2 separate regions of the Homo sapiens genome follow, and region 2 is linked to region 1. A link is a loop called in an ENCODE intact Hi-C map of the cell type or tissue named here. Cell type or tissue: transverse colon. All regions are shown on one strand. Links, peaks and the distances in the headings refer to the core of each region. The heading gives the core; the rest is flanking DNA.

Evidence for each region. Peaks named below come from ENCODE experiments on the same cell type or tissue, not always from the same donor. Only the 100,000 strongest peaks of a DNase experiment are listed, where the experiment ranks them.
Region 2: it touches region 1 in a loop (4-fold over the local background); 6 of 110 quality-filtered maps call a loop at or near these places.

Annotation. Positions count from the first base shown.
Region 1 is chr16:16,119,418-16,135,215 of GRCh38, forward strand. ABCC1 (ATP binding cassette subfamily C member 1 (ABCC1 blood group)) reads left to right here. Exons shown (of 31, transcript NM_004996.4): 24 at 2,558-2,757; 25 at 5,372-5,498; 26 at 6,393-6,494; 27 at 12,372-12,518; 28 at 14,933-15,091. Among named protein-coding and RNA genes, the nearest start is that of ABCC6, 96 kb to the right of the region's middle. RefSeq lists an enhancer at 12,461-12,960. In transverse colon, for the core only: a CTCF peak has its summit at 8,426; a DNase peak (open chromatin) is centred at 8,394; H3K27ac peaks cover 3,231 bases.
Region 2 is chr16:15,846,447-15,862,244 of GRCh38, forward strand. MYH11 (myosin heavy chain 11) reads right to left here and starts at 10,582. Exons shown (of 41, transcript NM_002474.3): 1 at 10,495-10,582. RefSeq lists an enhancer at 11,628-12,129. In transverse colon, for the core only: no CTCF peak of the experiment used is centred there; DNase peaks (open chromatin) are centred at 10,949 and 11,945; H3K4me3 peaks cover 4,453 bases; H3K27ac peaks cover 6,721 bases; H3K27me3 peaks cover 5,190 bases.

The sequences.
Region 1 (15,798 bases), core at 5,073-13,072:
GTGACAGGGCGAGTTGTCTGAAAAAAACATCAGATCGGCAGGGCAGGTGGATCACCTGAGGTCAGGAGTTTGAGACCAGCCTGGCCAACATGGTGAAACCCCATCTCTACTAAAAATAGAAAAATTAGCCAGGCACGGTGGTGGGCGCCTGCAATTCCAGCTACTTAGGAGGCTAAGGCAGGAGAATTGCTTGAACCTGGGAGGCAGAGGTTGCAATGAGCCAAGATTGTGCCACTGCACTCCAGCCAGGGTGACAGAGCGAGACTGTCTTAAAAAATAAAATAAGATCATTCCTGAACAAATATTCATCTCAGGTTAGATTTTTCCAGTAAGTAAGGTTCAGAGGCAGTGGCAAGTGGAGGAAAGTGAACAGGTAACACACTTGAGAGCGATTTGCATCTGGATTGTTCAGAAAGCAAGCTGGTAAGAGAGGAAGGAGATGTGGTCCAGGGTAAGATGGGGCAGATCACCTGGGCCTTCAGCCATGCAGAGGGGTCTGGATTTCATGGGAGGCGGTGGGAACAGCTGGAGAAGAAATTATATCTGATCCACATTCCAGGAATTGGCAGAACAGCTATTCTGAGACTGCGTGGGGTTGTGCGGTACCTGGGTTCACTTACATAGCTTCTGGGGCCCCAGAAGACTCTCCATCTGTGGGTTGCAATTAACGCCCGTGCCGCCACCCAGGAAGAAGCTGCCAACCACAGAGGCCTTGTAAAAGCCACCTGCTGCTATTGATGCTTTTTGTTGGACTCTGCCCCAAAGCAGCCCAGTACACCTGGCCCAGGGCAGGATGCAGGGAGGCCGAGTTCCTAGCAACCCTTTGTTAGTTTTCCCAGCTCTCCTGTCGATAAGCAATTGTAGGCACCTTGTGGAATCAGGAACCCCGGGCTCACCAGTTCCTTTTGCGTAGATGAGAAAAACCTAGGCTAGGAGAGCGCAGTGTCCTCACATGGCTGGTGCAGCCTCTGATCCACAGCTCCACAAAGCTTGCAGAAGGTGGTTGGCTTTTGTTCTGAATCTAACAAGACTTATCGGGAGGCTCTTGGTGCCTGGCACTGGCTGAATGCCCAGGTTGGGGGAGGCAGAGCAGATGAAGCATCTGCCCGCGAGGGTGGGTGGAGCTGCTTGTGAAACGTATCATCGTAGCCCGGGAGCTGGGACACTGAAGCCCGGAGAAGGTGCTCATGGAGGATGGGAAGGGCTTCCCGAGGAAGTGACATCTGTGCTCCCATCTGCTGGGTGATGAGGAATGGCCTGGACGGGATGGGCATGGTGGGTGGAGGCAGGCGGCCTGTGTGCAGGGAAGGAAGGGGAGAGTTACAGGATGAGATGAGTTGAGGGAAGAAGCATGGTTGGCAACTCTAACAGCGCTGGGAGGCCATCGGAGGGGGGTGACGAGATTGACCCTATCCTCATGGGCATCTCAGCTGGGCTGAGTGTGCTGGAACCGGCCATTGCATGGACACAGTCACTCCTGAGGGGATGTGATCAACAGGCGGAATTCTGTCACTTAATGATAACAATAGTCACCAGCTAACTGAATGCTTACTGTTAGGTCAAACTATATGAAACTGCTAATACTTATTTCTTATCTACAGAAACAGCTATTTCCTGTGGTTCAACCTAGTATTACCAGGCACTGTGCTTAGTGACATCATGCATATCTATATGATTTATGAAATAATGTGTCCACGCAAATACACATCACATGTAAGACTGTAACTCTTACATGTCACCCTCACAATGACCCCGTGAAGCAAGCTTTGTTTTGTTTCGTTTGTTTTCTTAATAATATTTTATTTTTGTAGAGATGGCATTTTGCCATGTGCCTGGGCTGGTCTCAGACTCCTGGCCTCAAGTGATCTCCCGCCTCTGCCTCCTGAAGTGCGGGTATTACAAGCATGAGCCACCCCACCTGGCCGAGCAAGCCTTGTTGTTCCCATTTTACAGATAAGGAAACTGAGGCTTAGAGAAGTAAAGTGTTAGTCGTGTTTATATTGCCAGTCAGTAGTTGAGTCAGGATTTGAACTGAGGTCTCGTTGACCTCAAAGCCTATGCTGAAAACCACACTGCTGGTTCCAGAAAACCCTAGAGGTGAAAGGCTTCAGAGAGGCAGTACAGGGTAGAGGTTAGCACTTTGCAGCCCAGATGGCCTGGGTTTGAATCCCAGTTCTGCCCCTTGCTAGCCATGTGACCTTGGGGAGGAGATTAACTAGCTTCTTTGTGCCTTAGTCTACCCATCACATATAGGAATGAGCACCTCAGGTTTTTTGTGAGGATTGAATGAACTGATGTTTGTAAAACTGCTTAGAACGATGCCTGGGGCTGTGGGCTTTGTATAAGCGTGAGCTATTATTGTCACTGTCCTTGTCATTGGTGGTGCTATTCCTGTGGTTCACCAGGTGAGTGGGCACCCCTGTGAGGGCAGCCCGGCTCTAACATTTTGCCTCCTGGAGGTATCGGTTACGTCTAGATGTTCTCCAGCACAGCCCTGCCCTGGGAGGATGGCAGGAGGGAACCTTCATCAACTCCCCGCGTCTGTTCTCTACCCCAGAGGTTCTACGTGGCTTCCTCCCGGCAGCTGAAGCGCCTCGAGTCGGTCAGCCGCTCCCCGGTCTATTCCCATTTCAACGAGACCTTGCTGGGGGTCAGCGTCATTCGAGCCTTCGAGGAGCAGGAGCGCTTCATCCACCAGAGTGACCTGAAGGTGGACGAGAACCAGAAGGCCTATTACCCCAGCATCGTGGCCAACAGGTGGGCATGGTGGGCCTGCAGGAGCGGGTGGAGGAGGCCGCCTTAGCACCTTGTCTCTTTGCCTCGATCTTTTCCTCGCACCTTGAGCTGGGTATAAAGCCAAACCCCGGCCTTGCAGAAAGGATGGAGAGGCTTGATGAGCGCGGAGGACAGATGAATCATTAAGAGCAGACAGCGGCACTGTAGACATGCAGTGCCCGCGGCATTTAAGTGCAGGGACACAGCTCTTCTGGAGTCAGAAAGCCCTGCAAGTGCTTCCCGTTAACTGTCATCCTAGTGATGCAAGACTGCCAGCGACCGACTCTGCTATTGAGTATCTTCATACCGCTGTTCCCGTCTGGGGGTGATCATGCACCCCTGGGTGATGTGTGTCAGAAGCAATTTACTAATACTAAGCTAAACCATATGAGATTGTCATCTTGTGGGCCAGATGTCATGGCTCACGCCTGTAATCCCAGTACTTTGGGAGGCTGAGGCAGGAGGATCCATTAGATTCCAGGCCAGCCTGGGCAACATAGCAAGACCCCCATCTCTCTTAAAAAAAAAAAAAAAAAAAAAAAGTAGCCCATCATGGTGGTGTGTGCCTGTAGTCCTAGCTTCTCGAGAGGCTGAGGCTGGAGGATCGTTTCAGCCCAGGAGTTCAAAGTTGCATTGAGCTATGATTACACCACTGCACTCCAGCCTGGGTGACAGAGTGAGACCCTGTCTCTGGAAAAACAAAAAAAGGAGATGGGGGTGGGAGATTGACATCTTGTGGATCACAGATAATAGCATCAATCCAAAAGAGGCAGAAGTTTGCTAATTATTTGCTGAATTTAGAGAAGTGTCCCTCTCACCCATTTGCATCCTTATAGACTTTTCTGAAAAAGTGACAGCACCCCAGAGGTGTCCCATAACCATTAGCCCGTCTTACACACTCTAATCCCATAGCGTAAGTCTGGGTGGGCTAACCCTGAATGATTACAGACCTTGACTTCCCTTCAGAATTTTTAGGGAGTTTGTCACAATCTGGCTGTGTCTGTCGGAGTAGTGAGGATCAGTCACTTGGTTCATAAGGGCTGCAATGGAGAAAAGATCAACACCCCATCTTCCTAGAATGCTTTATATTTTAGAACATTAAAATAATAGTTCTAGTGCTATATGATATCATACGAAGCCTAGCTTTAAACAAATAAGATGGCCAGGCGCGGTGGCTCACATCTGTAATCCCAGCACTTTGGGATGCCAAAGTGGGTGGATCACCTGAGGTCAGGAGTTCAAGACCAGCCTGGTCAACATGGCAAAATCCCATCTATATTAAAAATACAAAAAAATTAGCCGGGCATGATGGTGGGTGCCTGTACTTGGGAGGCTGAGGCAGGAGAATCACTTGAACCCAAGAGGCAGAGGTTGCAGTGAGCCAAGACCGCACCATTGCACTCCAGCCTGGGCAACGAGAGCGAAACTCTATCTGAAGAAATAATAGAAGAGAAGAGAAGAATAAAATAAAAAGTAAAATAAAATAGTTCTGATGGTACATGATACCATACTAAACCTAGCTTTAAACAAATAAGATGACCAGGCACATTGGTTGACACCTGTAATCTCAGCACTTTGGGTGGCCAAGGCAGGCGGGTCACTTGAGCCCAGCAGTTCGAGACCAGCCTGGGCACTCTAGGGAGACCCTGTCTCTAAAAACAAAACAAAAAACCAAAAATTTGCCAGGTGTGGTGGCATGGGCCTGTAGTCGCAGCTACTCAGGCTGAGGCAGGAGGATCACTGGAACTTGGAAGGTTGAGGCGGCAGTGAGCTGTGATCATGTCATCCACACTCCAGCCTGGATGGCAGAGTAAGACCCCATCTCAAAAAAACAAAATGACAGAAAACATGATTTCTGTTTCTATTTTAAAGGGTAAAATAGTATATTTTAACACTTTGAAATGAAGAGTCTGGGCTTGGGAACGTTACAATGATGTTTACTCGTACTAGTTACGCACTCCCCTCCCAGATCTGTCTCGTAACAAGAGACTGTTATTTTCTACTTGTTTTTAGCCAAAAGGCCGAGAAACGATGGTTATTTTAAATCCCTAGTGTCTCTTACAGTTGATGTCTTCTTAGTATTTAGGAATTTCCAGGACATCTTTTTGTTGTTGTTAATGCACTGTGTGTGTGTGTGTGTGTGTGTGTGTGTGTGTGATTATAGGAGTGACCCACTACGCCCGGCTGTGTGTGTGTGTGTGTGTGTGTGTGTGTGTGTATGTGTGTGTGTGTGATTATAGGAGTGACCCACTACGCCCGGCCTATGTGTATGTATTTTAAAGGCTTCAATGAGAAAAAAGTTGGTTCTTAAAAAGGCAAGCTTCAGATTCCAGGGAAGATTGCCTCTGGAGAGCTCTGTTTTAATCCATGGGTTTGCCAGATTAATGAGGATTTACTGGCCTCGTGCCTTCGGCCCTCCCTACCCTGCGCCCATTGTGCATGTTTTGAAAAAGCAGTGCCAGGAAGGACTCTCTCTGGAATTACTGCGGAGTTACTTGAGTTAGCAAAGAATCCCCTTCCTCCCCCAAGAGCTGTAAGCCAAGTCTCTGTAGAGCTGACTCCATGCCTGTTTGTCTGCCTGTGTGTCTTGGCGCAGGTGGCTGGCCGTGCGGCTGGAGTGTGTGGGCAACTGCATCGTTCTGTTTGCTGCCCTGTTTGCGGTGATCTCCAGGCACAGCCTCAGTGCTGGCTTGGTGGGCCTCTCAGTGTCTTACTCATTGCAGGTAAGAGGGGATGCTCTTGGCTGGATTATTAAAGTCTGTTAATGGGGGAGCCAGTTGTCCTTGGCTTTGGATTCCAGCTCCAACAGGAATGGGGGAGAGGAACTTGAGAGGTACGGAGTTTGAGGAGCAGGTACAGTGCCACAGTGCCTGGTGACCAACTAGAGCAGGAGACGGATTTGACATGTGGCCAGGATTTTCCCCATCAGTCACACAGATTCCTTAGTGGCCCAAGAGGATACTTCCAGGTACGAGGGGAATGCTTTTAAAGCTATGAATTTCCCTCTAAGAACTGCTTTAGCTGCATCTCACAAATGATGATACATTGTGTTTTCATATTGTCACCTGGCTAAAAATATTTTCCAGTTTCTTATTATGTGGCCCATGAGTTATTTTGGAAATGTGTGTGCTTAGGAGATGGCAATGTGGCAGGCCTGGGTGATGGCTATACCTGGGGTTGCTAATTTCGGTACCTTTCTTACCTGAATGTTTCATAACTCATAACCTTTTATTTTTATTTATTTATTTTTTTTGGAGACGGAATCTCACTCTGTCACCCAGGCTGGAATGCAGTGGTGGGATCTCGGCTCACTGCAACCTCTGCCTCCTGGGTTCAAGTGATTCTTCTGCCTCAGCCTCCCAAATAGCTGGGTTTACAGGTGTGCGTCACCATGCCTGGCTAATTTTTATATTTTTAGTAGTGACTGATGGGGTTTCGCCACATCGGCCAGGCTGGTCTCAAACCCCTGACCTCAGGTGATCTGACCGCCTCAGCCTCCCATAATTCATACTTGTTGAAAATAATTTGTTTCCTATTATCTCAGTGGAAAAAAAGAAAAAGGAAAGTCAAGTACGCCCGCTTACTCTAGAAATGCCACGTGACTCTTCCACTCACAGGTCACCACGTACTTGAACTGGCTGGTTCGGATGTCATCTGAAATGGAAACCAACATCGTGGCCGTGGAGAGGCTCAAGGAGTATTCAGAGACTGAGAAGGAGGTAGGCAAGGGCCCCTGGCTGGACCTCTTGGTCTTTGGTGTAGCTTTACCCCAAGGAGATCTCTGGACCCTATCCTGTGCACCTCTGCCTCTGAGCTGGATACCTCACCAGGTAGAAGTGCATCTTAACGCTTGTCCAGTCTTTTTGCAGCACTTATTTAGAGCCCGGTTTTAGGGTGAAAATAGTTTACCGGCTTTACCCAAGATCTGGGGTATCCATATACGAGACTGTGGGATGCTGTCAGGGCATTCAGAAGGTATTCACATTGTGAAGAAGTTTCCCCCTCTATTTCTCTTTCATAACTTCTGATGGTATCACAGAGAAAGTCTTAGTCTGGGGCTAGCAGGTCTTTAACACCTTAGCAATTGAGATGATCTCCCTTCAACAGACAGATAAACAGCAGCCCTCACACTTGGAGTCTTCAACAGGACGGATTCTGTCTATCAGAAATAACCTTCTGTTATTTGTTATGAATTTGGTTTTTTTGTGTGTGTGATGGAGTCTCACTGTCACCCAGGCTGGAGTGCAGTGGCACAATCTCGGCTCACTGCAACCTCCTCCTCCCAGGTTCAAGTAATTCTCCTGCCTCAGCCTCCCAAATAGTTGGGATTACAGGTGCCTGTCATCATGCCTGGCTAATTTTTGTATTTTTAGTAGAGATGGGGGTTTCACTAAGTTGGCCAGTCTGGTCTCAAACTCTTGACCTCAGGTGATCCGCCTGCCTCAGCCTCCCAAAGTGCTGGGATTACAGGCGTGAGCCACTGCGCCTGGCCTGTTATGTATTTGTATAGGGGACTCCTGTTACGGAAAATAATACTACTTTTCCTTTTGTGATTGTAATAAATTTTCCTCTTAAGTAAGTTGAGAAATTAAGTCTAAGTGACTTGATTAAGCATATTAAAACAACAAGAGAATGAGTACATGCATACTACACGAATGATGTAGCTGGGAACTGACCAAAGTTTGGGAAACCCTGCCGTTATTGAACCCCAGTCCCCTTTTTATAGATGGAGAAAAAGGGAACCTGGGGAGGGACAACAGCTGATCCAAGGTCCCACGTGGCTTGGTAGAACAGCTGGGACTAGGACCCGTGCCTCCAGTCTTTGATGTTGCGTTGCCCTTAATAACTGCCTTCTTAGGCCCTGAACAGCAGCACAAGTAGGAACAGCAGTGATAATAGATAATCACAATAATGCCTGGCGACACCCCCACCCTACATTAATGATAACAGGGACACACATAGTGCCTTGTAGAATGTCAGGCCCAGACTTAAACGTTTAATATAGAGTAATGCACTCAGTCTTTACCCCGCTCTATGACTGATTTTTGAGACACGGTCTCACTCTTGCCCGGGTTGGAGTGTAGTGCGATCTCATTCGCTGCCTCCCAGGCTCAAGTGATTCTCCTACCTCTGCCTCCTGAGTGTCTGGGACCACGGGCATATGCCATCACACCGGACTGATTTTTGTATTTTTAGTAGAGACGGGATTTTGCCCAGACTCATCTTGATCTCCTGAGCTCTAGTGATCTGCCTGCCTTGGCCTCCCAAAGTGCTGGGATTACAAGCGGGAGCCACCATGCCCAGCCCAGCCCTATAATTTAGATGCTACTATTACCCCCATTTTACAGGTGAGGAAACTGAGACAAAAAGCTGAAGTTACTTGCCCAAGATCACATGGCTGGTAAATGGCAGACCTAGGCGTTGAGCCTGTGCCTCCTCAGAGACCCTATCCAGTGCCATGGGAGTCATGCTACCCGGCCTCCTGAGGAGAGATGCCCCTTGGGAGTGAGACCAAGGCCTCTGTAAGGTCTGTCCTCCTGAGGAATTCACAGAGGTGACCTCGGCCCACTCCTTTAACATTCTGACTGGGTGAACCAGGTCCCATGTCACGGGTGAGCATTGTAAGAATGGCGTGAGTGCCCCCGTGAGGAACCAAGGGTGTATTACACCGGCGGCTTCCAACTTGACACTGAATTTAATTCACTTACAAGGTATTTCATTAGGTTTTTTTTTTTTTTTTTTTTAGATGGAATTTGGCTTTTTTTTTGCCCAGGCTGGAATGCAGTGGCACGATCTCAGCTCACTGCAACCTCCACCTCCTGGGTTCAAGTGATTCTCCTGCCTCAGCCTCCCAATTAGCTGGGATTACAAGTACCCACCACCCCGCCCAGCTAACTTATTTCATTAGTTTTTATAATAGCCTCATTGACATGTGAATTTCACATGCCATGGAATTCACCCAGTTAAAGCGTTCAGTTAGATTGAATTCAGTTTTTTTTTTGTTTGTTTGAGACTTAAGTCTCGCTCCAGCCTGGAGTGCAGTGGCATGATCTCAGCTCACTGCAACCTCCTTCTCCTGGGTTCAAGCGATTCCCAGCCTCCTGAGTAGCTGGGATTACAGGCGATTTTTGTATTTTTAGTAGAGAAGGGATTTCACCATGTTGGCCCGGCTGGTCTCGAACTCCTGACCTCGTGATCCACCCGCCTCAGCCTCCCAAAGTGCTGGGATCACAGGTGTGAGCCACCACACCCGGCCTGAGTTCAGTTTTTAAAAGCATTTTACTTTTGACTGACTTTTATATTTTTAGAAGGATCGTGTTTGACAAACCCAAGAGAAAGTAATTGTCCTCATTAGTCCTACCACTATTCTGTATTTGCATGTATTTTTATATATAGATAGAAAGTTCCACATACTTCTCTCCATTCCGCTCACTGTGTTGTTATAGCATCTCCCCTTCAATTATGTACATAAATTATAAAATAGAGATACACTTGTTGTTTTAAAAAAGAAAAAATCAATACAGGGCTGGACACAGTGGCCCACGCCTGCAATCCCAGCACTTTGAGAGGCCAAGGTGGGTGGATCACTTGAAGCCAGGAGTTCGAGACCAGCCTGGCCAACGGTGAATCCCGTCTCTACTAAAAATACAAAAATTAGTTGGCATGGTGGCAGGTGCCTATAATTCCAGCTACTTGGGAGGCTGAGGTGGGAGGATCGCTGGAACCCGGGAGGTGGAGGTTGCAGTGAGCTGAAGAAACATCACTGCACTCCAGCCTGGGTGACAGAGTGAGACTCTGTCTCGAAAAACAAAAAAACAAAGAAGTTTATGGTGGAGAAAGACAGTTTGTTCCTGTTCGCCCCGTTCCTCTCCTCTCCAGAGAGAGGCCCCATTAGCATTCGGGTGAATTTCCCCCAAAACTTTCCCGTGTGGATTCCCACATACCCCAACACTTTTGTTTGCTTGTTTCTTTTTCTTTTAACGTAAGTGGAATCTACCTGTTATCCTGTGAAACCTTTTCTTTAACCATGAGGCACCTTTGCATCTGTGTATAGTAACAGTCACTGCCTCTAAGGGCTGCTGTGAGGCTCAGATGAGATCATGGGTCTCAAGTGCTGAGCAGAGCAACTTGCCTTAGTTGCATTGTAAGCGCTCAATAATAACATTTATTTTTTGGCCAGGCGCGGTGGCTCACGCCTGTAATCCCAGCACTTTGGGAGGCCAAGGCAGATGGATCACTTGAGCCCAGGAGTTTGAGACGATCCTGGGCAACATGGTGAGACATCGTCTCTACAAAATAAAAAATAATACTTTTTGTTGTTGGCGGTGGTGGTGGGGTTTTTTTTTGTTTTTTTTTTTTTGAGACAGAGGAGTCTTGCTGTGTCACCCAGACTGGAGTGTAGTGGTTTTATCTTGGCTCACTGCAACCTCTGCCTCCCAGATTCTAGTGATCGTCGTGTCTCAACCTCCCAAGTAGCTGAGATTACAGGCTCCCACCATCAGGCCCAGCTAATTTTTGTATTTTTAGTAGAGCCAGGGTTTCACCATGTTGGTCAGGCTGGTCTCAAACTCCTGACCTCAAGTGTTCTGCCCACCTCGGCCTCCCTAAGTGCTGGGATTACAGGTGTGAGCCACTGCGCCGGCAACGCTGTGATTTTATAGCACGTCCACAAAAGGGCTGCATGTCTTGCCTAAAAGTTGCCCGGCGTTTTCTTGTTATGTGCCGTCTGCAGTGCCCCTGAGCTTGGCCATGTGCTCTGCAGCCTGGTTCAGCACCTGTGTGTGCCCTGGACGGGGAGGTGCATTCCCCGAGGCTAAAACCAGTGAACCTGGCCCAGGCCATATCCAGCTGTGGGCCTCAGGAAATGCTGAACTGAACTACTTTTCAAAAGGAGGGTTGTGTGTCCCTGGGCAAGTTACCGCCCCTCTCTGTGTCTCAGTCTCCTTGTGTGTAAACTGGGGATAATGAAAGGACCCTCCCACATGGGGTTGCTGTGAGGATTGGATGAGACACTGCGATACAGATGCTGCTTTTATCCTTGCCTTCCTGCCGGGGTGGGCAGCCAGGGTAACTCACTTTTATTGTCGTGTCTGTCCAGAGAAGACCACTCATTTCATTGACTCCATTTATAAATATTTATTTAAATTTTTTTTTATCAAAAAGTAAGTTTTATTGGCATCTAAAAACAAAATTCACCCAACACTGAAACATACTTCAATATTTATGTTATTGTTTTCTTGTTTCTTTTTTACTCACTGCAGTGTGAGGAACAAATCACATTTACTTTGGAGAAACAGAGACCATAGTGTAGATTTTACAAAATCACTTTTTAAACTCTCTGTATTGCGCTCCTCAAATACCTAGAGCCAGTCTGTGCATAACATGGCACACTGTTGTCTAAACCGTAAAATTTTGCATCAGCCTAAAGATATGGATAAGATATACCTCCACTTGCTCTTTTGAAATACATCTATTACCTTATCCAGCCTAATGATAGTTACCTAAAAAATTCTTTGTTCCGTAGGAAGTCTCTGACAAGCTGTTATTCATTTCCTTGACGTTAAAAGAATCTGGGGGCAACATTTATATTTTATCAGAAAAACTTTTTAAAAGTTTACCTATCATGTTCATATTGAGAACAATGTCTGTGGCGGGCATGGTGGCTCACGCCTGTAATCCCAGCACTTTGGGAGGTAGAGGTGGGTGGATCATGAGGTCAGGAGTTAGAGACCAGCCTGGCCAACATGGTGAAACCACATCTCTACTAAAAATACAAAAATTAGCTGGGTGTGGTGGCGGGTGTCTGTAATCCCAGCTACTCAGGAGGCTGAGGCAGGAGAGTCGCTTGAACCTGGGAGGCAGGGGTTGCAGTGAGCTGAGATCATGCCATTGCACTCCAGCCTGGGCGACAGAGTGAGACTCCATCTCAAAAAAAAAAGAACAATGTCTATACAAATCAGTTGTACAATTATTTTAAAAGAATGGTGAGCATGAACGTCACGTTAATTCTGGCAGACAAAAATGAACAACTATGGTCCATTGAGCCATTATCTGTTACACAGAGATGACAGCTTTACAGAAGGTATCTCTGACCTACTGAGGGATGATCATGTCCTCTCAGTTTCTGTGCCTTCTACCACTAGTTCACTTTCTATATCAGCAGCTGTGTCACTCTTCTTGTTTATGTTCATAAATGTGTGTTGAACACCTACTATGTGCTCTGAGCCCTGGGATACAGCAGTGAACAATTAGAGCCTGTCCTCATTGAGTGGATGGTGCAGTGGGTGTGGGAGACAGAATACACTCAAGCATGCGAGCCCCAAGAGGGCTGGGGACAGGCAGTGCCCTGAAGGAGAAGGCAGTGCGGGAGGGGACAGAGGGACACAGGGCTGAGAGGGTGCTCTGTATCGACCAGAGATCCACAGGATGCAAGGGGGTCATTTGGGGAATAACATTCCAGGAAGGGCAACCCCCCAGTGCTGAGGCCTGGGAGGCCACCTTGGGCAGCAGAGTGAGTGAGAGGGGAGGTCAGGGGAGTCACAGCTTTACCAGATGGACTGGAAATTCCTTACTCTCTCCCTTCACTGCGATCGAAGGCGCCCTGGCAAATCCAGGAGACAGCTCCGCCCAGCAGCTGGCCCCAGGTGGGCCGAGTGGAATTCCGGAACTACTGCCTGCGCTACCGAGAGGACCTGGACTTCGTTCTCAGGCACATCAATGTCACGATCAATGGGGGAGAAAAGGTGGGTACACATCGCCCCATTCCCTCACCCATTCCCAGTCGGGCACAGGGTGCCATCGGGCAGGTGAACCTAGCTGCAGCGTCTCCCCAGTCACTCACGGCTCCACACCTTTGCTTGAATGGCTTTTTGGGGGGCTGGGAGTGGACTGTGGCAGTAAAAGCTGTTCAGAGCGCATACAGCTTGCAGAAGTGAAGGCTTTTAGGTGAACTGACAGCCTGAAGACCAAATGAGCCCCACAGATTTGTTTTGGAAGATTTTTTGTTGTTGTTGTTGAGAGAGGGTCTTGCTCTGTTACCCAGGCTAGAGTGCAGTGGTGTGATCTCAGCCCACTGCAGCGGCAGCCTCCCAAGTGGGGGGACTACACATGGTTGGGAGTGCAGGTGTGTGCCACTGCACCTGGCTAATTTTTGTATTTTTTGTAGAGATGGGGGTCCTACTATGTTGTCCAGGCTGATCTGGAACTCTTGAGCTCAACCGGTCTGCCCGCCTCAGCTTCCCAAAGTGCTGGGATTACAGGAATCAGCCACCATTCCTGGCCCCTGGAAGAAGTTCTTTTTTTGTTTTTTGGTTGGTTGTTTTTTTTTTTTTTTTTTTTTTTTTTTTTGAGATGGAGTCTTACTCTGTTGCCAAGGCCAGAGTGCAGGGGCCCGATCTCAGCTCACTGCAACTTCTGCCTCCTGGGTTCAAGTGATTCTCCTGCCTTAGCCTCCCGAGTAGCTGGGACTACAGGCATGCGCCACCATGCCTAGCTAATTTTTGTGTTATTAGTAGAGATGGGGTTTTGCCATGTTGGCCAGGGTGGTCTTGAACTCCTGACCTCAACTGATCCACCCGCCTCAGCCTCCCCAAGTGCTGGGATTACAGGTGTGAGCCACTGCACCTGGCCTGGAAGAAATTTGAATAAGTTGCAAATACTGAAAAATCTGGAAGACTTAATATAAAAATTTATTTTCTGCTTTTTTTGGAAGATCAGAACATCTGGCAACATCAGGTCAATCCTCCCCCGCCTGGCTCTTTCTAGTCAACCTGTGAGCCTCCTGGTTCACCCCAGTCCCTCCCTGTCCCATTCATTGCCTAGTTGGCCCCTCCAAAACATTAGAATTTGTGATCTCTAGAATAAGGTGTCACCATCCCTTCTAGGGGGATGGCTCAAGGGAAGTGAGAAATTGTCAGAATTTTGGAACCTTCTCTTGGTTCCGAGCTGTTCTTGGAAGAGGTTCCTTGACCTGAGTGATACCCTTAGACTTTCCTCTGGAATTGGTCTGACAGTCTTCCTGGCCATTTGCTGGGGGACAAGGCTGCTTTCACCTCTGAACATATGGACTTATTGAACTGTTCCTACGTACCTCCCACAAAGCTCAGAACATTCTGTTCCCAGCAGATAATTTCTCTCTGAGTTACAGAGAAGAGCAGAGTGGGTGATGTTCTTGCTGTCTTTTTTTGTTTTTGTTTTTGTTTTTGTTTTTGTTTTGTTTTGTTTTGTTTTGAGACAGCCTCTCACTCTGTCACCCAGGCTGGAGTCCAGTGGTGCTATTTCGGCTCACTGCAACCTCCGTCCCCTGGGTTCAAGTGATTCTCCTGCCTCCGTCTCCCGAGTATCTGGGACTACAGGTGCATGCCACCACGCCCAGCTAATTTTTGTAGTTTTAGTAGAGATGGGGTTTTACCATGTTGGCCAGGCTGGTCTCGAACTCCTGACCTTCTCTGATCCACCTTCCTCGGCCTCCCAAAGTGCTGGGACTACAGGCATGAGCCACCGTGCCCCAGCCCTTGTTGAGTCTTTATGGCTTATCTCACGTCATGAGAATTTTTGCACGCATGCTGCTCTGTGACACCCCTGTAGGAGGGAAGAAGGAGCCCACTTCTCAAGAGCCAGGCAGGAAGGGGAGAACTGGAGGTCAGGAACATCATCCTTTGGCCATTAGCTAGAGAACCTAGTTCCTTCAAGAGAGGATGCATGGAGACCAGGTCATAGCAAAGGGCCGGAAGATCTGCCTGAATCTTTCAGATATTTCAACAACTCATGATGGGAAACTCACCATCAAAGGTGTGAAAAACAGTGGGGAAATGAGGAAATGCCTGATTATTACTTAATAGTTTCTTGAGTCTAAACAAATAGGGCTTTGTTGGAAATTCCTTCTGCCTCTTCTGTATCTCTTTTGAGGTCTCTAGTAACTTATAAAAAGCCGAGTCATTCCTTTTGGGAGCCTGGCAAAGGGAAGAGAGTCCTTCTTGACCTTCGGCCGAAACACCCTTAAAGGAGTGTCTCTGGGCAGCGCGCAAGGGAGAGGGCTGTCGAGTTGGGTTGACCAGATGACTGATGCCTGAGGTGGGGCCGAGATGAGGGCACTTTGGGGCAGGGACAAGTCCGGATGCCAGCATTCCCACCACACCTGGGCCCTTCTGTCCTGCAGGTCGGCATCGTGGGGCGGACGGGAGCTGGGAAGTCGTCCCTGACCCTGGGCTTATTTCGGATCAACGAGTCTGCCGAAGGAGAGATCATCATCGATGGCATCAACATCGCCAAGATCGGCCTGCACGACCTCCGCTTCAAGATCACCATCATCCCCCAGGTGGGGTCTGGGTGTGGCCCAGGGGGTGAGCCAGAGCTGGCAAGCCCTATGATTGCACTGACAGTGGTGTATGTATATTTTTGGGGCAAACATACATTTGGCCCTACTTCATCGTTCTTTTTTTTTTTTTTTTTTTTTTTTTTCCTGAAACAGGGTCTCGCTCTGTTGCCCAGAGTGGAGTGCGCTGGCGCAATCTCAGCTCACTGCAACCTCCGTCTCCCAGGCTCAAGCGATTCTCCCACCCCAGCCTCCTGAGTAGCTGGGACTACAGGCACATGCCACCACACCCAGCTAAATTTGTTTTGTACTTTTTTGTGGAGATGGGGTTCCACTGTGTTGCCCAGGCTGCCCTTGAACTCCTGGGCTCAAGCAATCCACCCACCTTGGCCTCCAAAAGTGCTGGGATTACAGGCATGAGGCACCGTGGCTGGCCTTCATTGTTTTTATTGAAGTTAGGCTGTGCTGCTGCTTCCCTGAATTTCCTCTTAGTATATGATTAACAACGTGGGAATTAACTGACTATCAGTCCCGACTTCCTGTCCCCGGGAGGGGTAGTTTCAGAGCATCTAGAAAAATCCAAAAAGACACCGTCTTCTCTCTCTGCTGCCAGAGTCAGACTGAGCATCTCTAACCCTTCCAAGAGCTAGACAAGAAATAAGACTTTTTAATTTTCGATTCACGGGGTGCACCTGCAGGCTTGTTACGTG
Region 2 (15,798 bases), core at 7,799-15,798, 270 kb before region 1:
CCGGTGTGCAATGATTGCAAGGACAGAACGTGAGGGGGGCTTGTGAGGGTTGACCTCTAGATCTTCATCTGAATGCCAGCCCTATGAGTGTTCACTTTCTGAAAATTCATCAAACTGTTGGGCCAGGTGACATGGCTCACGCCTGTAATCCCAGCACTTTGAGAAGCCAAGATGGGAGGACCACTTGAGCCCAGGAGTTTGAGACCAGCCTGGCCAACACAGCAAGACCCATCTCTAAGAAAAAATGTTTTTTAATTACCTGTGTGGAAGACTGAGGTAGGAGGATAACCTGAGCCCAGGAGGCTGAGACCGGCCTGGTCAACATGGTGAAACCTTGTCTCTAGCAAACATACAAAAATTAACCGGTTGTGATAGTGTGCACCTGCAGTCCCAGCTACTCAGGAGGCTGAGGTGGGAGGATCACTTAAGCTCAGGAGGTCGGGGATGCAGTGAGCCATGATCATGCCACTGCACTGCAGCCTGGGTGACAGAGTGAGACCCCCATCTATAAAAAATATATCCTCTTGAAAATTCATCAAGCTGCACACTTTTTTGCACATCAAGCGTACTTTTTTGGTTGTAAAGTACACTTCATTTTCCTTCCCTCTTATCTTTAATTGTGGTAAAATACAGCTAACATTCACCACCTCGGCCACTTAAACACAGTTCAGTAGCATTAAGTATATTGATATTCTTGTGCAATAATGAAGAGTTTGTGCAGATGGTAGCCAATTACATCCCAAGAGGGCTAGGAGAGTGTTTCATTTGTTCTAAGCACTATGACAAGTAAAGTGGACTTCTTTTTTTTTTTTTTTTTTTTCTGAGACAGGGTCTTGCTCTGTCGCCCAGGCTGGAGTGCAGTGGCATGACCTCAGCTCACGGCAACCTCCGCCTCCCAGGCTCAAGTGATCCTCCCACCCCAGCCTCCCAAATAGTTGGGACCACAGGCACCTGCCACCATGCCCAGCTATTTTCCTGTATTCTTTGTAGAGACGGGGTTTCACCATGTTGTCCAGGCTGAGGTCTTGAACTCCTGACCTCAAGTGATCTGCCTGCCTCGGTCTCCCAAAGTGCTGGGATTACAGGCATGAGCCGCTGTGCCCAGCCCTAAGTGGGCTCTTCCTAATTGCCATGTGGATGAGTTGCCTTAAAAGTCAGAAAAAATAGCAAAAGCTACAACAGAAAAATAAAAGGACACGCACGCCTCCATTGCCTGGGACCCTGTCTAACCTCAGACTTAAAAACACAAACAAGATCAAGTGCAAAGATTCAGTCTCTGTACAAAAAAGGAGAGCTTGGAGCAGGCTGGATTCCCTCTGGCTTTGATGTCTCTGACAGTTACGACGTGCAAAATCTGCTTTGGTCAAAAGACAGCAAGATGGGGGATGAGAAGCTTCGACTCATGCTAGAATGGTGTTTTCCATAGCATGCCCCTTGGAACCCTAATTCCCTGAAATATCTGGGCTGGGGTGGAGCTGCGGAGGTTGAGAAGCTCTTCAAACAGTGGCGCAGTCAAGGTCAAATCCATCTGGAAGGTGCTACATATTCCCCTTTCCCTCATTGAGACACAAAACACACAACAGGACACTTGAGTCTCTGGCAGATCCGGAAACCTGAAAGCTGTTTTGCTCCTACGAGCCTTGGGTCCCCAAAACAACATTTAGCCACAGATTTGCCAAATGTTTTGAGAATGTTTTCCTAAAAATTTGCCAAATTTTTGAGAAAATTCAGTGAGCCTGACAAATTAATAATACTAATACTAGTAATAATAGTTGCTAAGTCTTTTTTTTTTTTTTTTTTTTTTGACACAGAGTCTCGCTCTGTTACCCAGGCTGGAGTGCAGTGACGCAATCTCAGCTCACTGCAACCTCCACGTTTCTGGGTTCAAGTGATTCTCGTGCCTCAGCCTCCCAAGTAGCTGGGACTACAGGCATGCGCTACCATGCCTGGCTAATTTTTGTATTTTTAGTAGAGATGAGGTTTCACCATATTGGCCAGGCTGGTCTTGAACTCCAGGCCTCAAGCAATCCTCCCACCTTGGCCCCCCAAAGTGCTGGGATTACAGGCGTGAGCCACCGCAGCTGGCCACAAACTCTGCACTGTGACTCTTGGGCTGCGTCATTCTGTGTCGTGAGGGGAGCTCTTCCGTGCATTGTGGGATGTTCCGCAGCATCCCTGGTCTCTGCCCACCTGATGCCAGTAGCACCCCTTCCTCCACTCATGACAATCAAAAATGTCTCCAGACACTGCTAGATGTCCCCTGGGGTGGCAAAACTGCTTCCAGTTGAGAACCACAGCTTTAGAATAAAAACAAGGGCTGTCTTGGGAAAGGCAGTTAAAGCTGAGAGCAGCTCTCACTTAGTCAAACTCAACTCGGAATACCAACTGCAGAAGATCAGACGGGGGCAAGGTGAACACACTGGACCAGAGACGGACCGCCAGTTGGCCCAACCCCAGGGACACTCTTCATCTACCTTGATGCACCTTCCCAACCCTCCCTCCTCCACCATCGCTCATGTTTAAGGTCCTGCATCAGCTCCAAGGGCTGAAAGGACATCTCTGAAATTACTACCCAGAACTGCTGACCACGAAGTACAGTTCACTCATCAAGAGCTGCTCTCAATGTTTTTGGTTGGGGGAAGGGTCTCACTATATGCCCAGGGTGGAGTGCAGTGGTGCAATCATAGCTTACTGCAGGCTCAAACTCATGGGCTCAAGGGATCCTCCCACCTCAGGTGTGGGCCACTATGCCCGGCTTATTTTTTGTAGAGATGGGGGTCTTGCTATTTTGCCTAGGCTGGTCTCAAACTCCTGATCTCAAATGATCCTCCTGCCTTGGCTTCCCAAAGCTCTAGGATGACAGGCGTGAGTCACCTCGTCCAACTTTCTCGAATGTTTGGATGAAAACAAATGACTCTGTCACCTTTGGCATTAGCGATGTTTGACACATCTGAGTGTGTCAGCCTTGTTTACAGTCCTGTCCTGACCAACAACTGCTTCATTCTTTTTTTTTGAGACAGGGTCTGGCTCTGTTGCCCAGGCTAGAGTGAAGTGGCGCGATCTCTGCTTTCTGCAAACTCTGCCTCCCAGGCTCAAGCCATTCTCCCACCTCAGCCTCCCAAGTAGCTGGGATCACAGGCACGCACCAGAACACCCAGCTAATTTTTTAATTCTTGCATTTTTTTGTAGAGACAGGGGTCTCACTTTGTGGCCCAGGCTGGTCTCAAACTCCTGAGCTCAAGCGATCTGCCTGCCTCAGCCTCCCAAAGTGCTAGGATTACAAGCATGAGCCACCGCGCCCAGGCTGCTTCATTTTTTGAGCACAAACAAGCTAATCATTAGCCTCTGGAAGACCTTAGGATGTCAAGTAACGAGTCTCAGCTTTGCCCCAAACCTGCTGGGTGACTCTGGACAAGTCACTTGCCCTCTCTGGGCCTTGTATTTTTCATTTAGGGAAAATAAATCAATGGTAGGCTGGCCCAGCTCTACCATTTTATGGGACCCGTCTGTGACTCCCAGTCAAAGGGCTGAAACTGGACCAACTGAGAATGTCAGGTTGCTTTAGTTTGTTTTACCATCAGTTTCATTTTTCCCAGAAGAACTCAGGGGCAAAAGATCTTGCCCTCTCTGCTTCAGCATTAATAAAAAGTAAATTAGGCCGGGCATGGTGGCTGATGCCTGTAATCCCAGTACTTCGGGAGGCCGAGGCAGGCGGATAACCTGAGGTCAGTAGTTCAAGACCAGCCTGGCCAACATGGTGAAACCCCGTCTCTACTAAAAATACAAAAAATAGCCAGGTGTGGTGGTGGGCGCCTGTAATACCAGCTACTCAGGAGGCTGAGGAAGGAGAATCGCTTGAACCCAGGAGGTGGAGGGTGCAGTGAGCTGAGATCCCATCACTGCACTCCAGCCTGGGCGACAAGAGCAAAACTCTGTCTTGAAAATAAATAAATAAATAGTAAATTAAATATCCCAGAGCCCAGAGAGTATAGGATTTGCACATCACCTCACCTGGTCAACAGCTTCCCTCAGGATTTTACTGCCAAGCCATTGGCTAAAGATTTTGGACCAGAGACAAAAACCCAAATGTTTTTGGAGATCAGGTAAGTAATACAGAGTGACCCAGACCAGATGTTAGAGTATTGCTTATATTCTAAATACCATGCAGGGTTCAGCACTGTGGCTCACGTCTGTAATCCCAACACTGGGAGGCCAAGGCAGGCAGTTCGCTTGAGCTTAGGAGTTTGACACCAGCCTGCGCAACATGGTGAAACCCCATCTCTACAGAAAATACAAAAATTAGCCAGGCATGGCAGCACATGCCGGTAGTCCCAGCTACTCGGGAGGCTGAGGTGGGAAGATCGCTTGAGCCTGGGAGGTAGAGGTTGCAGTGAGCCAAGATCATGCCACTGCACTCTAGCCTGGGTGACAGAGTGAGACTCCATCTCAAAAAGAAAAAAAAGAAAAAAGAAAAATTGCTCATATTCTAAATGTCATAAAGGGCTGGATACAGTGGTTCACACCTGTAATCCAAGAACTATGGGAGGCCAAGCCAAGAGGATTGCTTGAATTAGGAGCTCTAGACTAGCCTGGGCAGCACAGTGAGATCCCATCTCTATTTCAAATAAACGAATGAATGAATGCCACACAGGCAAAACAGAAGTTCTCTGAACCTGATCTGCAACACAATTCGCCAGCTGGAAGGACCTCTGCAGTGGAAATCCTCGCTCAAGGCCTGGTCCAGGTGTAGGGAGGCATCAAATGTGTCGCAGGGAGAGGCACTGGGCACTCTAAATGCACCTGCTTGGCAGGTCCCCAGTAGTACCAAAAAGGCAGTTTAGATCTATTATTCATAACAGCCACTGTATTTATTGGGCCCCTTGTATTCATCAGGTATCAGGCCAGACAGCTTCCTATATAGACCATCTCACTGTCTCCTAAGCGCTCTGTAAGGTGGCATCACCTGCTATTGCTATTTTCCTGCTAAGATGACCGAGGTCCTGGAAGGTAAATGCAAGACCCCCACTTGTAAAATTTGGAGTCAGGAGTACAATCCAGAATCTAATCCTAGTTTTCTGCTAAGAGTAAATGGACACCCGATTAATTCTTAGCAGAAAGTCCCTTTCTTGCCCCTGACCCTACTCCACCATTTCTACCCTCCCCTCACCATTCACATCCCCCCACCTCCCAAGGGCTTGTTCCCAAGAAAGCCCTACTTCACTTTTACAGGAAAAAAAGTGAATGGTGAACCTGTCACATTCTTATTGCCTTGTGACATCTGCCTAATCATCTGAATACCAATGGTTTCAAGTAACTCCAGAAAGAAGTTCTCTTAATGCATAACACTATTTTTTCCTCCCAACCAAGAGAACTTGGTTGGCAAGAGTTACGGTAGCCCCTGTGAAGGATGCTTCTGGAAGCGAGCAAGAACTGATTATTTCTGGCCCTAAAAGCCCCACTGTGTTTTATATTTTACAATTCTGGCATACCACAGCTTAAAATAAATGTATAGTCTCCTATGTCAGGGGTCCCCAACCCTTGTGCTGCAGTATCAGTCAATGGCCTGTTAGGAACCAGGCCACATAGCAGGAGGGGACGGTGGGTGAGTGACCATCACTGCCTAAGCTCCGCCTCCTGTCAGATAAGCAGCATTAGATTTTCACAGAAGCACAAACCCTATTGCCAACTCCACCTGCAAGGGATCTAGGTTGTACGTTCCTTATGAGAATCTAACCAATGCCTGATGATGAGGTGGGACAGTTTCATCCCAAAACCATCCTCCCCACTCCACCCTGGAAAATATTGTCTTCCACGAAACCAGTCTCTGGTGCCAAGAGGATGGGGACTGCTGTCATATGTGACTGCAACAAGTTGCAATTTGCAATGCCTTTTTTTTTTTTTTTTTGAGACCGAGTCTCACTCTTTGCCCAGGCTGGAGTGCAGTGGTGTGATCTCGGCTCAATGCAACCTCTGCCTCTGAGGCTCAAGCGATTCTCGTGCCTCAGCCTCCCGAGTAGCTGGGATTACAGGTGCCCACGACCATGCCCAGATAATTTTTGTATTTTTAGTAGAGATAGGGTTTAGCAGAGACCATGTTGGCCAGGCTGGTCTTGAACTCCTGACCTCAGGTGACCCACCTGCTGCGGCCTCCCAAAGTGCTGGGATTACAGGCGTGAGCCACTGCACCTGGTCTGCAATGTCTTTAGCCAGTCATTTGCAATATCTATTAATTTTAGATACGCATGCCCTTTAACTCAGCAAGCGCATTTCTGGGAATTTATCCTACAGATAAATTCATATAATTAGACAAAAAGTCCAAGGATGAAAGAGTGGCATTATCTATTATTCCCATTTTCCTGCTAAGCCTATCGGGGTCTTGAAAGGTAAATGCAAGGCCCTCCCTTGCAAAAGTTGGGGAACCAGGATTAGAATCCCGATCTGTTTGAAGCCTAATTTACTCAGAGATGGCATTAGCGATGTTTGACACATCTGAATATGTCAGCCCTATTCACAGTCCTGTCCTAACAACTCACTGCTTCATCCCTTGAGCACAAACAAGCTATTCATTAGCCTGTGGAAGATCCTTAGGTCTTCGAGTTACAAGTCTCAGCTCTGCCCAAAACTCGCTGGGTGATGCTAGGCAAGTCACTTGCCCTCTCTGGGCCTTGTATTTTTCAGCCTGGTACAGTAAAGTTCTATGCCCCTCACCTTTTTTTTGAGACAGAGTCTCACTCTGTTGCCCAGGCTAGAGAACAGTGATGCAATCAGGGCCCACGGCAGCCTTGAACTCCTGGGCTCAAGCAATCCTCCTGCCTCACTCAACCTCCTGAATAACTAGGACTACAGATGCATGCCACCATGCCCAGCTCATTTTAAAAATTTTTTTGTAGAGATGGTGCCTCGCTATGTTGCCCACTCTGGTCTCAAACTCCTGACTTCAAGCCATCCCCCCACCTCAGCCTCCCAAATTGCTGGGATTACAGGTATGACCTGCCATACCTGGCCTCTATGGCCCTTTCCTAGCAACTTTGATGAGGTTGTTCCTCCTTAGCCCCTGAAACCCTGATACAAGTCACAGATGTCCGACCTCCCCTTTCAGCCACTGTGAGCAGCTTCTTCCTCTGTCCTTGGATCACATACAAGGTTTCTTTCAAATTCTTGCCTGCCTTTCTCTAAATTCAGTCTTTCCTCCATTGTGTGGCCAGGGTTAAAAGTTGAAAGGTCAGGAGTGGAAGGAGAAGACCTAGAGAGCAAAAAGGCCATCCCTTAAAGTATGCCATCAAGACCCTAAATAAGCCAGGCGCGGTGGCTCACGCCTGTAATCTGAGCACTTTGGGAGACCAAGCCAGGCGAATCACTTGAGGTCAGCGGTTCGAGACCAGCCTGGCCAATATGGTGAAACCCCATCTCTACTAAAAATACAAAAAATTAGCCAGGCATGGTGGTGGGCGCCTATAAACCCAGCTACTCTCTACTCAGGAGGCTGAGGCTGGAGAAGTGCCTGAACCTAGGAGGCGGAGGTTGCAGTGAGCCAAGATCGCACCACTGCACTCCAGCCTGGGCGACAGAGCAAGACTCTGTCTCAAAAACAAACAAACAAAACCCTAAACAAATGTAATTGGAATTTGTAACATTCCCAATCCAGGTAAGGAATGGTAGCTTAATATATTAAAGATTCTAATCACCACTTTCAGCCCAAATAGAAACGAGGTTTATGAGATCAAAGGGAAGAAAATTAAGAGAAGCTTCTCCTTTAACGGCCACATAGTTTAGGCTTCCCGGTTCTGCCAAAGATGAGCCATGCCATACTGAGCAAACATCTTGAACTCTCTGGTTGTGTTTGCTATAAATAACCATCACTGAAGCTTACCAGGGGCCAGGCACTGTGCTAAACCCTTCATACACATTAGCTCATCAAATCCTCCCATGAGGGTAATCTGTGAAACTCTGGAGTTAGAAAGACCTAGATTTGTAGAATCTTCTTTTCCTTACTGGTTAGCTGAGCTATCTTAAGCAAGTTATTCAGACTCCATATGTGTAAAATAAAGCCAGTTAGAATAACAGTATCTACTCTAAAGGGTTGTTATGAAGACGTAAGATAATGTCCACAAAGCGTTTAGCATCTCGCCAGGCAAAAGTGCCCAAAAAACATGAGTTATTCTCATTAGCCCCATTTCCCGGATGAGAAAGTGAGGTTTGGGGAGGTGCGGGAGATGATTTTTAAATTTGCTTATGGCCTTCTATGATTCTACTGGATTGAATATTGAACTTGGTTTTCAAGAAAAATCTACTATATATCTGCTCTTGGAATTACACGCTTGTGCCTAACGTGGAAGACCCACCTGTTTGGATTCAAGACCTGTGGAAAGGAGACAATTCCCTCCCACCCCCCACCCAAAAAAATCAAACCTCTGAATAAGAGGGGGTAGGAAAAAAGAATCCCACTTTCCTCCCAAATCTCTTCTCCTTAGGGTTTCTCCACTAGTTCTTCAATGGGTGAGGGACATGGTAGACAAATCCCCAGGGCCAGGACCAACCGGGCTGCGGTGCAAGGCTGGGTAACTGACGAGGGGGCCGGGGATGGCCTCATGGAAAACGCTTCCATAAATGGGCATGTTTGCCTCAATCTCTGCCCTCCCACGGAAAAGTAATGATAACAAATCCATAACAGATACCTTGTACGGAATAACACATCTATTTCGGACATGATAATAAAAAAACATGGTGTTTACAAGGCAAGCCTGGCGGCTTCTCGGAAAAGACCCAGCTAGTTCACGTTCTGGACTCTCGGCATGGCAGCCCACCTAGGGTCACTGGTTTCAGCTAGGTCACCCCCTCAATCAGGGGACAAACAGTGCCTTTTATTTTAAATGTGCAAAAAGTCAGTTTATGTTTTCTTCAAAGGACACGGTGATAAACATTTACTTTGTTGGAAGCATTTAGTCCCACCAGAAACCTGACCCCAACAAGTTTGTGTCCATGGTAAAGAAGAAAGATAGTGGGGTCAAGGGTATGAACTTGGACTCAAACTGACCCGGGAATGGGTTCTACCACTTGCTGGCTGTGTGACACTTTACCTCTCTGAGCCTCAGCTGCCTTGTATACTAAACAGGCATCATAAAGCCTTTCTTATGAAGTTGTTGCAAAGATTAAATGAGATAAATTAAGTTAAATGTTGCAACAGCATGTGGCACTGAAGTGTTCCATCAACGGTAGCTATCTCAAAGGGAAAACATCAATTTCCTTCAAACAAAATTCTCTATCTTATTTCACACCCTGCCACCTAATGACTTTCAGTTCAGCGTCAAGTTCCGTCTCTGAACAATTCTAAAATAGTATCGTTGAGTAAATCAAAGAAACAAAAAACTATGCAAAGCAGTTTATTAATAGCCTGCATTCTTTTTGCCAAACCCCGGACGGACAGTTCACCATTTAATCTCTCAGTTCTTCATACTGCAACTAAACACTCCCACCTTGGGTTTCTAAATATTTTCTTTTACTTCTTGACAAGCATGGCTTTGGATGGTACCTTTTCTCAAGTGGCAAAATCCCTACCAGACCCTGTGCTGGAAGAAAACTTACAACAGGCAGTAGCCACACTTTCTCTCGTTTTACCCATTTGGTTGGGCACGAGAGTGGCATTGACACAGGTGGCTCTGCGGGAAATTCTAGTGTAATCTTACCTAACGCACCTGCAGATCGTGGAAGCAAATGGAGACTTTGGAGCCCACCTGGGTATCTGGGGGCCCTTTGGGGTCAACCTGGGTGAGTTGTTTTTTTTTTTTTTAATTTGGAGAAGAGGAAAAAGTGGGCTGTAACAAACTAGATCACAACCAGCCTTATCTCCCAGGGGTTCTCAACATAGAAGAACCTCCCCTAAACTGATTAAAAAAAAAAAACAACAACACTCCTTTCTGCTAAGCCTATGCCCATGTGTTTTTAACTGATTTAATGCATTATCAACACAACTGTGCAATACGGTCAAATCCACAAGGAGCCTCACTTTGCCCTTCTGTGTGATAGCAAGTGACTTTTCAGTGAAGTTCAGCTGTAAATTTTTTGGTGCCTAGAATAAAAGTGAGATGCCTTGATTGTCTGCACCGGACCTCTGAGATTTCCAAGGGAGCATATCTCCTGGATTAGCCTCTTAACAAGAATCACTCGGGACTAATTTTTTTTTTTTTAAGGCAGTTTTTCTGGGGATTCTAGAGTTGGGAAATGGAGTTGGGTCCAGGCATTGATATCGTTAATAAGCACCCCCAAAATGGTACTTCTCACTGGCAATCTTAAGAAATGCTGTTTGGGGAAAGTCTAGGATAATCTAAGACGATAAGGCAGAGAGAGATCCAAATCACAACTCTGCCCCCACCATGGCCCTTACGAGGTTGACAACAGGGACCCCTAAGTGCACCCCAGCCCCTATAGAATACCCTATAGGACTTTTAACACCCCCCTGCCCTGCAATCTGCCCCCAGAATGACAACTACTACTTACAGATCTCCAACTGGGGGGACTAGTGGAGAGGAAACTGGATGGCGAGCTCGGATCTGACGCACCTCCCAGGCCGGAGCGTCCAAATCTCCCTGCGCGTCCTCGGACGCCTCTCTTTATAGACCCGGAGCTGCCCGCGGCTGGGAAAGGGGAGGAGGCCGAAGGGGTGGAGTTGGGGAGGGTCCCTCGCGGCCCCCTCGCCGCGCCCCCTGCAGGGCGCACCCCCGGCGGGAGCGCAAGGAGCTGGGGCGCTCGGGACAAGGGTGCACGGAACAGGTGCGCACCGCACAAGGGCGCACGGAACAGGTGCGCACAGGGACGGGAGTCTCAGCCCCGGCCCCAGGCGGTCGCAGACGCTCCGGATCCCTAGAGAAAGGGGGTCGAGCAGGCAGTGTCTGTGCGGGATGCTTGAGAACGTCTTCCCTGAGTCGGTTCCGGCCGCAAAGGCTTTAACCTCTTCCTCCCCGTGTCGGGGCTGTGGTGGATCTGACTTGACATCTCCCACCCCACTTCCCATTTTATTGGCATCGCACTGTCTGGAAAGAGGGCCGGCTGTGCAGCGTGAAGGGTAGGGAAAGGGGATTTCTTGAACTTTGCAAAGTGCAAGACAGGAGGCCCCCACCCTTGCTGGGAACCGTGCAGGAAGGGGAAGTTTTTACTTTTCCCAACTTGCCATCTCCACCTCCACCCACATCACCACGACCAAAATACAAATAAAAATTAAAAATAAGCCCACTGTGATTATTTCAGCTGTCCCCCTCCCCTGTGCGCCACTCGCCAGCTGCGTGACCTTGGGCAAGTCACTTCACTTCTCTGAGACTTGGTGTCCATAGCTACAAAATGGGGGAAGGCGGTGGCGGTGATAATTACGTTATTTACAAGATGCAAGTGTCAAGATCCAAGGAGAAAGTGGGTGTGCCCCCAGAGTCTGCGAGTTCCCTTCAACAACTTCCCTTCCCCAAGGATTCCTCGCCTAAAATTGCATTCCCTGTCTCTCTCCATCACAGGCTCTCTCGCTCTGTCTCTGCCACTGTCTCTGCATGTCTGTCACTCTGATCATTGCTGTCTCTCGCTCTATCTTTTGTCTCTGTCCCTCTCGCTTCTCTAGATCTGTCGATGTATCTGTCTCTCCCTCCTGTCTCACTTTGTCTCTGGTCTCTGTGTCTCTTGCTCTCCATCTCTCCCGCGTGTCTCACTCCTATCTCTGCGCTTTCTCTCTCTCTCTTCCCCAGGCTCTCCGTCTTCTCCCCGTCCCTCCCTCCCCGCTCCTGTCCACGCACGCACACACAGGCCATAAAAGGAAGTCGAGGCGGTGGGCTGGCCCCGCGCCAGGCCGGGGACCCGCGGGCAGCCCGGGCGCTCCGCTCCCCGCGCGGCACCAGCTCCTCCGAGGTTCCCGGGCCGGGCCGGGCCGGGCCGGTCCCCCTCCCCGGGAGCGGCGGGAGCGGCGGGCGGGAGACAACCCAAAAAGGGCAGGCGCGGACTCCTTCCTGCAGGAATTCCCAGCGCCGCATACCAGCTCTGGGCTGCCGGCTCCCCCTGACTAAATATGGTGCCGAGTGGCCTTCCTGCTCCCCGGCGTCGGGGGAGGGGGCCCTTCACGCAGCCACCGGCCGCCGTTGCCCCGCGGGGCTAGATGGGGACCCCTCTGCTTGGGGAAGGCCCGGAAGGGGGCAGCCCCCAGTCCCACGTGGGTTTCTGCTGCTTCAGGCTAGAGGATTTGGAGAGAGGGTTAAAGTTGGGCAGACCCCTCCTGGGTTCTGTACTTGACGCAGGCCCTTAGTCTACAACCACTCCTCTTGCAACCAGGTGGAGGGGCTGGGGGCCGGGGGTGCGGGGGGTGGCTTTATTAATACCCCCATTTTGCAGGTGAGAAAATTGAGTCCCTGCAGGGGTAAAGGGATTTGACCAAGCTCTCACTGGGACAGTCATTGATTGGTGCTGGCACTGGAACCTTTCTGATGACACCATTCACTTCCAGAGAGGAGACATTAAAGGGAAATGCCCAGGCAAACTGGCCTTGAGGCCCAGGGCGTGTATCTGAGAGTAGATGTCTGGCTTTGAATCTGCCAGTGCTGCTTTCTACCTATATGACCATGGGCAAGTAACTTTGCCTCTCCATGCCTCAATTTCCCTACCTGTAAGATGGGAAGAACATCAGCTACTTCCTGGCCTTTTTGTAAGCAGTCCTTGAGATGATCCATGTAAAATGAACATGGTGCACCGCTTCATGTGAGCTGCTGTTACTCGCAACAAACATGAAACCAACTAGAGTTGCACCAGGCCTCCGGGATATAAAGAGAGGCCTCTTCCCCTGCAGGCTCCCAGGCCCATCTGGAGAGCTCTGCATCTCAGACCCTTTTGGGTCCTTCTTCATCCTTCCAACATCAAGCTTACCTGGTTTTCACCCTGGAAACTCCTGAGCCTGGCCCTCACCCTGCAATGGGCCTAGATCAGAGAGTCAAGAACAGCCTGCATTTAGCTGGCTGGGGAAGTGAGGGGTAAAGCTCTGCGGAAAATGATGAATGAGCTGCTCCGCACAGGCTTTTAACATCTACGCTGTAAAAGGAGTGGAAATCGTCCCTGCATCAGCACAGAAATGATGTGGAGCAGAGAAGTAACGGAAGGGGGAAAATTGAAGTCAATCATCCGCTTCCCATCCTGGAAAGGGAAGGCCATCGGAATCTAGCTTGCTGGCCTCGAAGTAAAAACTGGCATTAATACTAGAGGCATGAACACTGTATTTCCAAAGGGTTCCATTCGATTCTTTAAATAACTTGTTGGTAACTTTTAAAAGAGAATAATTATAATGTGATTAACAACTGGAGACTGTAACACTCAATTTTACTTCATTCTCTCACCTACCCCTTATATAACAACCCTTTATTAAAAATTAAAGTAGGCAGCCGGGCACGGTGGCTCTTGCCTGTAATCCCAGCACTTTGGGAGGCCAAAGTAGGCGGATCACTTGAAGTCAGAAGTTCAAGACCAGCCTAGCCAACATGGTGAAACCCCCATTTCTACTAAAAATATAAAAATTAGCTGGGCATGGTGGTGCACACCTGTGGTCCCAGCTACTTGGGAGGCTGAGGCAGGATAATTGCTTGAACCCAGGAGGCAGAGGTTGCAGTGAGCTGAGATTGTGTCACTGCACTCCAGCCTGGGAGCCTGGATGACAGAGCAAGACTCCAACTCAAAAAAAAAAAAAAAAAGCAAAACTAAAGTGGCCAAGGCCAGGCATGGTGGCTCACAACTGTAATCCTAGCACTTTGGGAGGCCAAAGCAGGAGGATTGCTTGAGCTCAGGAGTTTGAGACCAGCCTGGGCAACATAGCAAGACCCTGTCTCTACAAAAAATAAAAAGTTAGCCATGTGTGGTGGTGGGTACCTGTAATCCCAGCTCCTTGGGAGGCTGAGGTGGGAAGATCACTTGAGCCTGGGAGGCAGAGGTTGCAGTGAGCTGAGACTCTGTCACTGTACTCCAGCCTGGGTGGCAGAGTGAGACCCTGTCTTGAAAAAAAAAATTTTTTTTAAGTAGCCAGCCTGGGCAACATGGTGAGATGCAATCTCAATAAATAAATAAATAATAAATAGCAGCTGGGCGTAGTGTAGCCTGAAGTTCCAGCTACTAGGGAGGCTGAGGTAGGAGGATCTCTTGAGCTTGGAAGGTTGAGACTACAGTGAACTATGATTGCACCACTGCACTCTAGCCTGGGCGACAGAGCAAGATGTTGTCTCTAAAAAATAAGGTACATACTTTAATTCCCTCCCTACCCCCATTTTATTGTTGAGAATCTAGGTTTGGAGGGGTTAAATAACACAGCAGTGGTGGAACAGGAATTCCAACCCCAGTCTTTCTGACACAGGCCATAGTAGACAGCAGTCTGAGGTTTTAAACCCAGATCTCTTAAGCACCAACCAAGCACCTTTGGGATTGTCAGTAAACCTCTCTGAGCGCATTTTCTCAAGGAAAAACAAAGATGATCAGATTCTTTGCCTCAAGTACCTTTCTGATTGTTAAATATGACAGCACATGTGAAGGCCTTTATGAACCATCTCCGACCTCTCTAGTACCCTCTGGAAGCAGGCAGGGACAGTATGTTCACTTAAGAGTCATTCAATAGATATGTGTCCAATGCATGAAGTTCCGATGTTTGAATCTTCAGAAGTGCATTGTTATCATTCGATCAGATGCCTCTGTTTCATTTCTCATGGCTCAAAAGGTCAGTTCTTTTAAGATGGAGGAGGCAATAGTCTCTTTTTAAAATGTCACTTTGACTGAGTGCTGTCAAGTAATTTTCCTTGGCATATCTTTTTCTGTGACCGGCTGTTTAATGGGAGTTTCCACGAATCCATGAAACAAGACAGCCAAGGGGAAATTTCTCTCTTATAGTCTTTTTTTGCTGTTGGCTTAAAAAAGCCCCAAAGTGGCTGGGCATGCCTGTAATCCTAGCACTTTGAGAGGCTGCAGCGGAAGGATCGCTTGAGCCCAGGAGTTCAAGAACAGCCTAGGTAACATAGCAAGATCCCTGTCTCTACAAAATAATAATAATAATAATAATAATAATAATAATAATAATAATAATAATTAGTCGAGCACAGCAGTGTGTGCCTGTAGTCCCAACTAGAGAGTGAAGTAGGAGGATTGTTTGAGCCCCAGAGTTTGAGGCTGCAGTGAACTGTGATCGTACCAGTGCACTCCAGCCTGGGCAACAGAGCAAGACCCTGTCTCAAAAAAACAAAACAAAACAAAACCATGAAGTGTGATCCCCTCCAATTTTTAGTAACATCGAAGATTGGGTCTGAGCATGGCTTACTCCTGCATGTGCCTCAAGATTTAATATTTTTTGGCCGGGCACAGTGGCTCACACCTGTAATCCCAGCACTTTGGGAGGCCAAGGTGGAGGGAACACTTGAGGTCAGGAGTTCGAGACCAGCCTGGCCAACATGGTAAAACCCTATCACTACTAAAAATACAAAAACTAGTCGGGTGTGGTTGTGCACGCCTGTAGTCCCAGCTACTTGGGAGGCTGAGACAGGAGAATCCCTTGAACCTGGGAGGTGGAGGTTGCAGTGAGCCAAGATCACACCATTGCACTCTAGCCTAGGCTAGAGAGAGAGGCTCCATCTCAAAAAAAAAAAAAAGAAGATTTAATAATTTTAAAGTGTTATCAGCCTTGATCTACTTGACTCATATAGAGTCAGGTAGATCTGGCCCAAGATCTGTGAATAAAGGAACATCGTTCCTGACCACAAGCAGGGCCATGCTCCAACTCTTGCACAAAAGCACTTTTGTTTCACTCATGGT